Regions from separate parts of the Homo sapiens genome. Here regions 1 and 2 are each linked to region 3. The links are chromatin contacts, found by Hi-C or POLR2A ChIA-PET in ENCODE. All regions are on one chromosome and are shown on one strand. Each heading gives the region's core, a stretch centred on a gene start or an enhancer-like site at or near the end of the contact. The rest is flanking DNA. Distances are from core to core; before and after follow the strand shown. Region 1 holds the start of RAB39B (RAB39B, member RAS oncogene family). Region 2 holds the start of VBP1 (VHL binding protein 1). Region 3 holds the start of BRCC3 (BRCA1/BRCA2-containing complex subunit 3).

The links. A loop is a pair of places that touch in the nucleus more often than their neighbours do. ChIA-PET counts read pairs that join two places held with the same protein, here RNA polymerase II (POLR2A). Pooled maps may share reads with other maps.
Region 1: a loop to region 3 is called in a map of naive thymus-derived CD4-positive, alpha-beta T cell, with 5 times the contacts of the local background. The contact joins the promoter of RAB39B here to the promoter of BRCC3 in region 3. A Hi-C loop is called at or near these places in 1 of 168 maps with a recorded cell type or tissue (naive thymus-derived CD4-positive, alpha-beta T cell), 3 of 37 single-sample maps with no recorded cell type and 10 of 50 pooled maps. POLR2A ChIA-PET finds 5 or more read pairs at or near these places in 1 of 52 experiments (activated T-cell).
Region 2: a loop to region 3 is called in a map of B cell, with 29 times the contacts of the local background. The contact joins the promoter of VBP1 here to the promoter of BRCC3 in region 3. A Hi-C loop is called at or near these places in 12 of 168 maps with a recorded cell type or tissue (B cell, CD4-positive, alpha-beta memory T cell, CD8-positive, alpha-beta T cell and 9 more), 20 of 37 single-sample maps with no recorded cell type and 27 of 50 pooled maps. POLR2A ChIA-PET finds 5 or more read pairs at or near these places in 4 of 52 experiments (MCF 10A, Panc1, WTC11 and 1 more).

The regions. Positions count from the first base shown.
Region 1 is chrX:155,262,700-155,265,950 of GRCh38, forward strand. It overlaps RAB39B (RAB39B, member RAS oncogene family), which reads right to left and starts at 1,792. Exons shown (of 2, transcript NM_171998.4): 1 at 1,375-1,792. The coding sequence starts at 1,589. RefSeq lists silencers at 1,570-1,779, 1,790-1,839.
Region 2 is chrX:155,214,863-155,217,911 of GRCh38, forward strand. VBP1 (VHL binding protein 1) reads left to right here and starts at 1,598. Exons shown (of 6, transcript NM_003372.7): 1 at 1,598-1,713. The coding sequence starts at 1,621. RefSeq lists enhancers at 1,251-2,039, 1,350-1,644, 1,642-1,721 and a silencer at 1,892-1,981.
Region 3 is chrX:155,069,890-155,072,809 of GRCh38, forward strand. It overlaps BRCC3 (BRCA1/BRCA2-containing complex subunit 3), which reads left to right and starts at 1,619. Exons shown (of 11, transcript NM_001018055.3): 1 at 1,619-1,761; 2 at 2,438-2,454. The coding sequence starts at 1,639. CMC4 (C-X9-C motif containing 4) reads right to left here and starts at 1,247. Exons shown (of 3, transcript NM_001018024.3): 1 at 805-1,247. It overlaps MTCP1 (mature T cell proliferation 1), which reads right to left and starts at 1,247. Exons shown (of 5, transcript NM_001018025.4): 1 at 805-1,247. RefSeq lists enhancers at 875-1,174, 1,159-1,880, 1,645-1,864, 1,875-1,924, 1,881-2,602 and a silencer at 1,215-1,534.

The DNA.
Region 1 (3,251 bases), core at 542-3,041, 190 kb after region 3:
ACATACATGACAGGAAAGGGTTAATATTCTTAATCTATAAAGTACTCTTACAAGTCCATATTGCCCAATAAATAAATAAGCAGTGGATATGAACAGGCTGTTCATATAGAAAGAAATTCCAACAAACACATAAAAGATACCTTTCTTTGCTTAGGAGAAATGCAATCGCAAGTTCAAAGTGAACCTGTACAAGGATATTTTCCACAGTGGTGTTTGTGGAAGTGGGGAGCTGGAGGTAACTTAAGTTTGTAATTATTTCTTCTCCTTACCCCTCTTCAATTACCCAACCAGTATCTTCTATGCTTAGTTAGTTTTCAATAGATAAATGAGTAAATGATCATAAACTTGGGCTATTGAGTTTTCTTGATCTGGTTCCTGCTGCTCTACTTTAGTTCAAATTGTTCTCTGCAAAGTTTTCTGTGTACACTCTGCTCCCTCTCACTTCTGTCTTTATTCATGCTGTTTCCTATCCCTGGGCGTTTCCTGTCTTTGCTTAGGCAGTCATACTCATCCGGTCTCATCTTCTCCAGTTAACCTTTCCTCCTCTGTGTTCATACATATAATTACAAATAATACATGCTACAATAGAAAAGCAAAGGGTTCTGAGTGAAAGTAAACATATTCATTGATTATTCAATGAATTCATTGATTGAAATTAAGCATGTTCATTTTGTGCCAAGTGTTACAGTAGGGAGTGGGCATACAAATATGAGCAAGACACACTTTCGTAATTGCTGATTATCTATTTCCCTCAACTATGTTAGCACAGAAGTTCCAAGAATGAAGGGGCTTTGTCTGTTTAGATTACATGGCATCCCCTTGTGTGAGTCTCCTCACACTGTTTTCCCAGGAACAAGCCCAGAGTCTGGCACATAGTAGATGATCACTGAATGTGTGCTGGTTGCAAGAAGGAATCAATCGTATCTATTTCATGTTAGAACATATGTTAGCATATATATGTGCACACACACAGATGTGGAAATAAAACATAATACACATGTATTTATGTATTTAAATCTCTGTCAGTTATGTTAGGATGACCTGGGAACGTTTTTGAAAGTATGTAACATAGGGACTGAGATTGATGAATTACAGATACAGAGATCAATTCCAGCTAGTTTGTTAGCCACCAAAGGGCAGGTTGGTGGAGTTGTGGTGCAAGCAATATGTGTTATTGACCGGCCTTCCCTGCCAGGGCGCTTCTTTCCTTGCACTAAACTCCGGGTTAGCCGAAGGTGGGCTTCGGCAGAATCCTCAAGACCCTTGGTGTTGCCCTCCTGGACCGCACCTAGAACCAGGAAGTCCTCTCTCCCCAGAGGCGGTGCAAACCCCGAAGACCCTCCCACTGCTTGCGGGCCCGGACTGCGCTCCCACCTGAACCTCTCTTGACCCGCGGTATCCCAGATCTGGAGCTTGATGCGTTTTCCTGGCTCGATCTCCACCAAGCGGGAGAAAAAATCCACCCCCACGGTGGGGTCAGAAACCTGGGCAAAGCGACCCTCGGTGAAGCGGCGGATCAGGCAGGACTTGCCCACTGTGGAATCCCCGATGACAATGAGCCGGAACTGGTACAGCCAGATGGCCTCCATGGCCGCGGCTCTGCAGGTCTCCTTGGCCCGGACCGGGGACGGCGGGAGGGGGCGCCCCGCCGACGCCTCAGAGAGCGCGGCTCGGCAGGATCTAGCTCAGCCGCGAGCGCATCGCTGGCCTGGGAGCCCGAAGCTGGGTAGGCCCAGGCGCCGGGAGAGCGGAGGGATGGATGCTGCGCTCGCAAAGGTGATGAAATGGCAGCAGCATCAGCACCACGCACTCTGACTCATCACTGACAACCGGGTTACTGTAATCCCCCGCGTAGACGCGACGCCTGGGCCGCCGCACTATCTGTAAGAGGAGCGCACACAAAATGGCTGCAACATTAGCGCGATCCCTCCCTTTCTAACTACCCCACCCACCCTCTGTTCATTAAAACTGTTCTCTGTCGTTCAAACTGCCAATGTCATACCTTTTCATTGAAACTAGCAAAGCAATACAAAACTGCACAAAAAAGGGAAGGCACATAATTATATATTAGTCTACAAGTGTTTCCATGCTCACATAAACACACAAATATTATATGTGTTTGTATTCCTATATGCATTTATTGCTGTTTGTTTTTACAAAAATTAAACTGGGGCCTTACTTTCAATTAATAATTGCTTTTTGCAATTAATAAAGCAACATAAATATCTTTCCATTTCCACCTAATTTCCCTTTTGTCATAACTTATTTTAAAGTGTAGCCACAAGTATTTTATTTCTGTGAGCTACAGTCTTAAAAAAGGGGCCATGAATTCAAAGAGTATAAGTATTTTAAATTTAACGGACATGGGCATTCTACTTTCCAAAACTATTTAACAGTTTAAATTCTACCCAGCAATGTGTGAAAAGACCATCGCTCTGCATTATTTCAAGCATCATATGTATGTTTTATTCTTTCTTAATTCTTCTCAATAGAATTTAGTTAAATAAAAATATGTCTCATTGCTTTATTTTTACATTTCTCTGACTACTGATGAGGTCAATACCAAGTCTTGTGTATTGACCATTTCATTTCCTCTTCTGGGAATTGTCTCTTCATATCCTTTGTATTTTTTATGTGTAATTTTATTTTATTTTTTTTTTGAGACAGAGTCTCTCTCTGTCGCCCAGGCTGGAGTGCAGTGGCGCGATCTCGGCCCACTGCAACCTCTACCTCCCGGGTTCATGCCATTCTCCTGCCTCAGCCTCCCGAGTAGGTGGGACTACAGGTGCCCGCCACCACGCCCGGCTAATTTTTTGTATTTTTAGTAGAGATAAGGTTACACTGTATTAGCCAGGATGGTCTCGATCTCCTGACCTTGTGATCTGCCCGCCTCGGCCTCCCAAAGTGCTGGGATTACAGGCGTGAGCCACCGCGCCCGGCCTTCTATGTGTAATCTTTTATCGTTGCCTTACTCTTTAAAAAAAATCAGCTTCATTAACATGAAAATTCACATACTGTACAATTCACCCATTTAAAGTGAACAATTCTTAGCATAGGTTTTTAATATACTCACAGATATATACAACTATCACCACAGTTAATTTTATAACATTTTTATCACTTCAAAAAGTAACCCAGAGGGGTGGGGGGAGGGGGGAGGGATAGCATTAGGAGGGATTACATTTACCTAATGTAAATGTAAATGACGAGTTAATGGGTGCAGCACACCAACATGGCACACGTATACATAT
Region 2 (3,049 bases), core at 348-2,847, 140 kb after region 3:
GAAAGAATTGGTATACAACTTTCTAATTAAGAGAACACTAGAAAGGAAATATATTCAGCAGTATAAATAAGGGAATCTTCTGTTTGTACCTGTAAGGGAGTAAAACATGAGCGATAAGCTGATAAGGCTTTTGGCTCCAAAAGAAAAACCTGGCCCGAAGTGTCAAATACTATATCTCTTAGAGGGATTTATTCCAAATTAAAATTAGTGATAATTTGGAGAAATATTTCCTAAAGTTTGAAGTAAGTCCTTGATTGGTTCTAACAATGATTAATATAGATAGGGATCAGTGAAGTTGAACAAAATTTGCATGTGTATCTGATATCTCAATGTTTTTCTGTAGAAACGTTACCTACTTTTCAAAAACAAAATTTTTTTTTGGAAGGCACTGAGGTGGGGGAGAGTGGTGAAGAATAGAATTCCCATATACTTTTCTCTCCAGGAACAGAGACATTATCTTACAAAACTGCTGACCAGAAAAGGTCAGAGTCATGGTTAGCTAACATGTCTTCATCCTCCCAAGCCAAATCGCATAGAAGCCACTGGAGAACTAGTTTGGAATTCCGGCTTCACTACTATGTAGTTGTAGGATTTTGGAGGAGCTGTACAGGTTCACTGAGCTTTAGTTTCCTCATTCACAATATGACGATACCAATTTCTTCCTCATATTATATCTAAAGACATATCTATGTCTATATGCTTGATCGTACATTATGTGCGGAGATAAACCGGTAACAGTGATTGCCTCTGAGAAGAGAGACTTACTTTCCATTGCGTAATTCTTAGGCTCATGGTAGAATTTGTGCAAGTGGATGAAGCACTGCCTCACTGGGAAACACTCCAGTGAAATAAAGCACAGAAAAGAGCCCGAAGAATAATTACTTGGTTCTGTATGACACATGTGCTTTTAAAGGGTTGTAGTGTAGGATGACATTGGGTAAGTCCATGGGCCTAGAAGCCTAGGTGGAGTTCTTAGGATTTTGTATGTAGACTATGAAGTTTTGGAAACGTTTGAGCTGGAGAGAAGACATTCTGATCAAAGGTGGCTTTCAGGAAAGGCTGGTGCGACAGGCAGGGTATTTATTAGAATGAGGCCAGTGACCACTCTGAAACAGACACAAAGTAAGTTCCCTTCAAGGGGCAGGAAGCTCCCTGGGATGGTGAGACCAGAAAGGCACAGAGGCTGAACCCTCGTGATGGCGCTAGGTCCCAGGTTCGCTAGCATCCGAGAGAGGGGATTGGGTCGCTCCAGAGGCCATTGCGAAGGCTGCTGCCAGTTCTAGGGTCGGGGTGGGGTCAGGCTAGGTCCCTATTCCTAGGGCTTTAGCACCGCTCACTCACAAGACCCCTTTTCCCAGGAGGACGTATGGGTTTTTCCTGTCGCTCCAGCTTCTCTTTCGCGGCCCTTCCACGCTTGTCACTTACCTGAGCGCAGCCAATCAGCACCTAGAGGTTGGGCTACTTTCGGCCAAAGGAGAACGGGGACTTGTGGGGGACGCTCCCTGCGCACCAATGAATGTGCATGGAGATGGAGAGGCGGGCCTGCAAGTGCGAACAAGCCAATCACGGAATCCCGGCGGCCGGCGGCCCGGGAGGCAGTCGCGCGCTCGCATCCCCAAGATGGCGGCCGTTAAGGACAGTTGTGGCAAAGGAGAAATGGCCACAGGGAATGGGCGGCGGCTCCACCTGGGGATTCCTGAGGCCGTGTTTGTGGTAAGAGGCACGCTGTTCCCTGGCATCTTGGCTTGAGGCCTTGGACTGCCCCTTTCTTCCCGGCTCCCACCCAGGCCTCGACTGTTGGAAGGAGCTGAGCCAAGTGTTCAGGGAGGGGGCGCTCGGTCTGCTCTCACCCCTCGCACCTGGACAGATTGAGCTCTGCTGGGGGCCCGCCCGGAAGAAACGTAGCTCGAGAAGGCCGTAGAAGAGAACGGGGTGCGGGGCCGGGACGAGGGGCGAGGGGCGAGGGGCGGCGGGTGGCAGGGCAGGGCGGCCTGAGGGACCTCCGGGCTGCCGCCGGTTTTCGTCCCCCTGCTGGTTGGAAAAGGGGAGGTGGTGAGGAGCTCTCGACTCAGCATGGATGCTGGAGACACAGTACAATGAATAGGCAGAACAGCCAGTGCTAAGATGTGAAAACCGGGAATATCACTTTGTCTGTTGAAGGAATGCAGTGGTCTCGGGAATGTTGCCTCGGGAAATGGAAGAAGAGACCGATGGGAAAATAGGATGATAGGTTGGGAGTGTAAAGTCCTTCTGTGTCTTGCTAAGGAATTGAGGTTTTCCAGTAGGCAACGGGCTGTCATCAGAAGGCCTTTCGTTTTAACTACATCATTCTAACAACTTAGTGGAGAATGAATTGTTGAGAGAGGAGGCTGAACCCTCCTGATGGCGCTAGGTCCCAGGTTCGCTAGTGTCCTAGAGGGGATCGGGTTGCTCCACAGGCCGTTCTGGAGGGCGCTGCCTGTGCTGGGTGGCTTTTTAAAAATTTTATTTTATTTATTTAATTTAGAAATAGTAGTTGAAAACTATTTGACTAATGAGAGAAAACATCTGACTGGCCCTCCAGGCCAGGTCATCTGTCTGTCCCCACTTAGCTACTATAAAATCTTCATGGAAGTTTCTCAATCTTTTGGTTTGTACCTTACCTTACCTCTGCCTTTTTTTTACTAACTACGTCTTATATCCTTCTAAAGACTCATTTATTTATACCACACTTGATATTGTATATTCGCATTTGCTGATTGAATTTCGTAATTGGTTATTATTTTGTGTTTTTATGAGCTGTGTCATTTATTTCTCTACATTGATCTATTATCTAACCATAACAAGGAATAAAATTTGTTGAGTGCCAGGCACTTTCTTAATGATTTTACAAAACTCGAGGTGGTAGCTACTACTGTTATGCCCGTTTTTTAGATGATAAAACTGAGGTACGGGGCACTTGAGTAACTTGCCCCAGGCCACACAGGATGTAAGTGAGGTATCCAGGGTTTGAACTTGGACAATCCGTGGAGGTCCAGACTGGCAGCTTACCCCTCATGCTCTGCTACTG
Region 3 (2,920 bases), core at 369-2,868:
CATAATAATAAGAACAGCCGTTCCTGCTCCATGAGGACGGGGCATACTAGCCACAAACAGTAACTGAAAATAACATATGATATAAAATTGAAACAAGAGAAAATTTAGACAGGTCCAATGTAACTGCACACGAAAATTTTCCAACCTTCATCATGATCAAATTAATTATAGAAAGATGTGCCATGTGATCCTTACAGATCGTTAGGTAAAAACGGAGGCTGCTGGCGTGCACATTACAGATCGTTGCACTGGATGGGGACCCTATGTGTGGGGAGACTTGGGTTGGAACTGACTTGGGAGAAAAGAGCAAAGCATCAACACTTCAAGTAGCACCTTGGGAATGTTCCCTTTCCAGTACTGCCATACCTGCCTGGCTTCAAAACTACACAAAGTAGAAAACCAAATCAAAGACACGAACACGGACGGGCTGTGGAGGCGGCACGGCATATATTGTGCTTTGATTTAGAATCGCTTTCAAAATCCACGTGTGATTCCTAGACTTGTGAGTTGGAAGATCTGTACTTTTATCCTTGGCACGTTTGACATACCTCGAAATAAAAATTACTTTTACATATATTTTTACTGTCTGATATCATCGAGACAAGGAGACCCGAGGAAACTTGCATTCTGGATACCTAATGTGATACATCCGAACTTGAATAAAAACTGAAGTTCTCCATTTCCCCTTCCCTGTATCCAACAAATAGCTACCTAAAAGCCTTTGTAGAAAGTAGCAGCAGCCAAGCTTAAGAGTGATACTTTTTCAGATACAGTATAACACTGTTTCTGCAAAAGGTTACTCACATGAATATAATGTTTCTTGGGCTAATTAATCCGCCTTGAGAACAGCTAGGCTAAAACTTCCAGGTCTCCCACCCTGGGCCACTCAAGCCAGGATCGCGACGTGAGCCCGGGGTGAGCCGAGGGGCATCCCGGGCCGAGGTCACTCGAACCGAAGTTATGAGGCGCGGGCCGGCAACCGGAAGTGGTCCAGGGAGAGTTGTACGAGATTCGGGGGCTGTGACTTGGAAATAAAACAAAATAAAATAAAACCTTAACTGTTTTGGGACTGACTTTCAAAAGAGCGTCCCCCTGGCTCAAGAGGCCGGCGTTCGCGGAGATGTCGTCTTAAAGGGCTGTCCCCCAAGCGTGTAGGCCGCGCACGGGTCTCCTTAGCGGGCGGGCAAAATGGGCGCCGGTACTCGGGAGGCGCCTGCCCAGGCGCCCGGGCGCCGCTCACAGAGTACGTCCGCCTGCGGCCCCAGAGCGCCGCCTCCCTGCCGCCCCCGCCGCCCGGCCTGACGCCCGGACCGCGGCCGGCCACCGCCCTCCGCCCCGACGGCCACGCCTGCCCCAAACCGCGCGGGCGTTTCCCAGGTGCTGCTGGGCGGGCCCCGCCCCCGTGCCCCAAGGCCCGCCCCCGCGCGCCAGCCGCGCGCCCGCTGCCCCCTCCTCGCCCCCACAGCCCCGCCCCCACAGCCCCGCCCGCTCCCTAAGCCCCGCCCCCTAGGAACCCGCGCGCCGAAGGCCAGGCCTGGGCGGAGCGCACAGCGCTGGGCGCTGGGGAGGCTGCGCCGCAGCACCCGGTTGGTCAGGACCAAGTGGGCCCGAGGCGGACGTGAGAAGGGTCGGGCCAAGATGGCGGTGCAGGTGGTGCAGGCGGTGCAGGCGGTTCATCTCGAGTCTGACGCTTTCCTCGTTTGTCTCAACCACGCTCTGAGCACAGAGAAGGAGGAAGTAATGGGGCTGTGCATAGGGGAGGTGAGTAGGTCTGTTAGCCTGGATGGAACCCTGCTGAGCAGTCCCAGTGTGTCCCCGGGGTGGGTGCCGGCAGCTCCCAGGGCTGCGGAGGCCACAGGCATCCTCGATTTAGGTCCTTGGACACCCTTTACATAGCTCTGTCGCGGGGAGCCCCGTTTCTTCTGGCCGCCTGACACTTGTTTAGTCTCCTGCGAGCCCCCGGCGGTCTGTACAGGCCCCGGGAGCCTTGCCCTTTCTCCTGTAGCCTGGGGCTTCTCTTTAGATCTGCGCTTTTCGCCCGGTTGACCAAAACTGCAAGGCAGGTCAGAAAGACACTGGAGTATAATGAGGATGTCCGGGTATTACGACGCAGCAGCTGACCACAGTTAGAGCCCCTTGCCTCGCCTCGAGTCTTCTGTCTAGGGAGCAGAGATATCAACCAAAGCATTTGAAGGGTATCGAAGAGCCTAACAGAAGGTGCGGGGCTTGAAGGAAGCAAAAGTTTCCGCTGCATTGTGTTGAGGAGGGGCCGAAGAGGATGAGGAAATACAGTTTAGCTGTTTACAGTCTAAAGTAATTCTCCAGTCTTTCATACCATGTGCGTGAACACATGACCTAATTGTCATATAATCTGCATCCATATATGTCAAACAAACGTAATGTGATCAATAATGTTTTTTGCTTTTTCCCACTCTAGTTGAACGATGATACAAGGTAAGACTGTATTTGTTTACTCATATCTTATAATCTCTAAGTCATTGTTAACCTAAAATTATGGCGACTTTGGCAGTATTGTGTCCGGATCGTGTCTTAAATTAATTACCATTATCACTCCGGGGCTCCCTTAATGATACAACCTTGAACTTTGGTTTCTGCCTTACCTCCTATTCAGTTGAGATATGGGATAAACATCTTAATAAGCATTATCATAATTGTTGCGTTTTAGGGGTGAGACAGAGCCTCACTCTGTCGCCCAGGCTGGAGTGCAGTGGCGCGATCTCTGCTCACTGCAACCTCCGCCTCCCAGGTTCAAGCGATTCTCATACTTCAGACTCCCGAATAGCTGAGATTACAGGTGCCCGCCACCACACCCGGCTGTCTTTTTTTTTTGTACAGACGGGGTTTCACCATGTTGGCCAGGCTGGTCTCGAACTCCTGGCTCAAGCAGTCTGCCCACCTC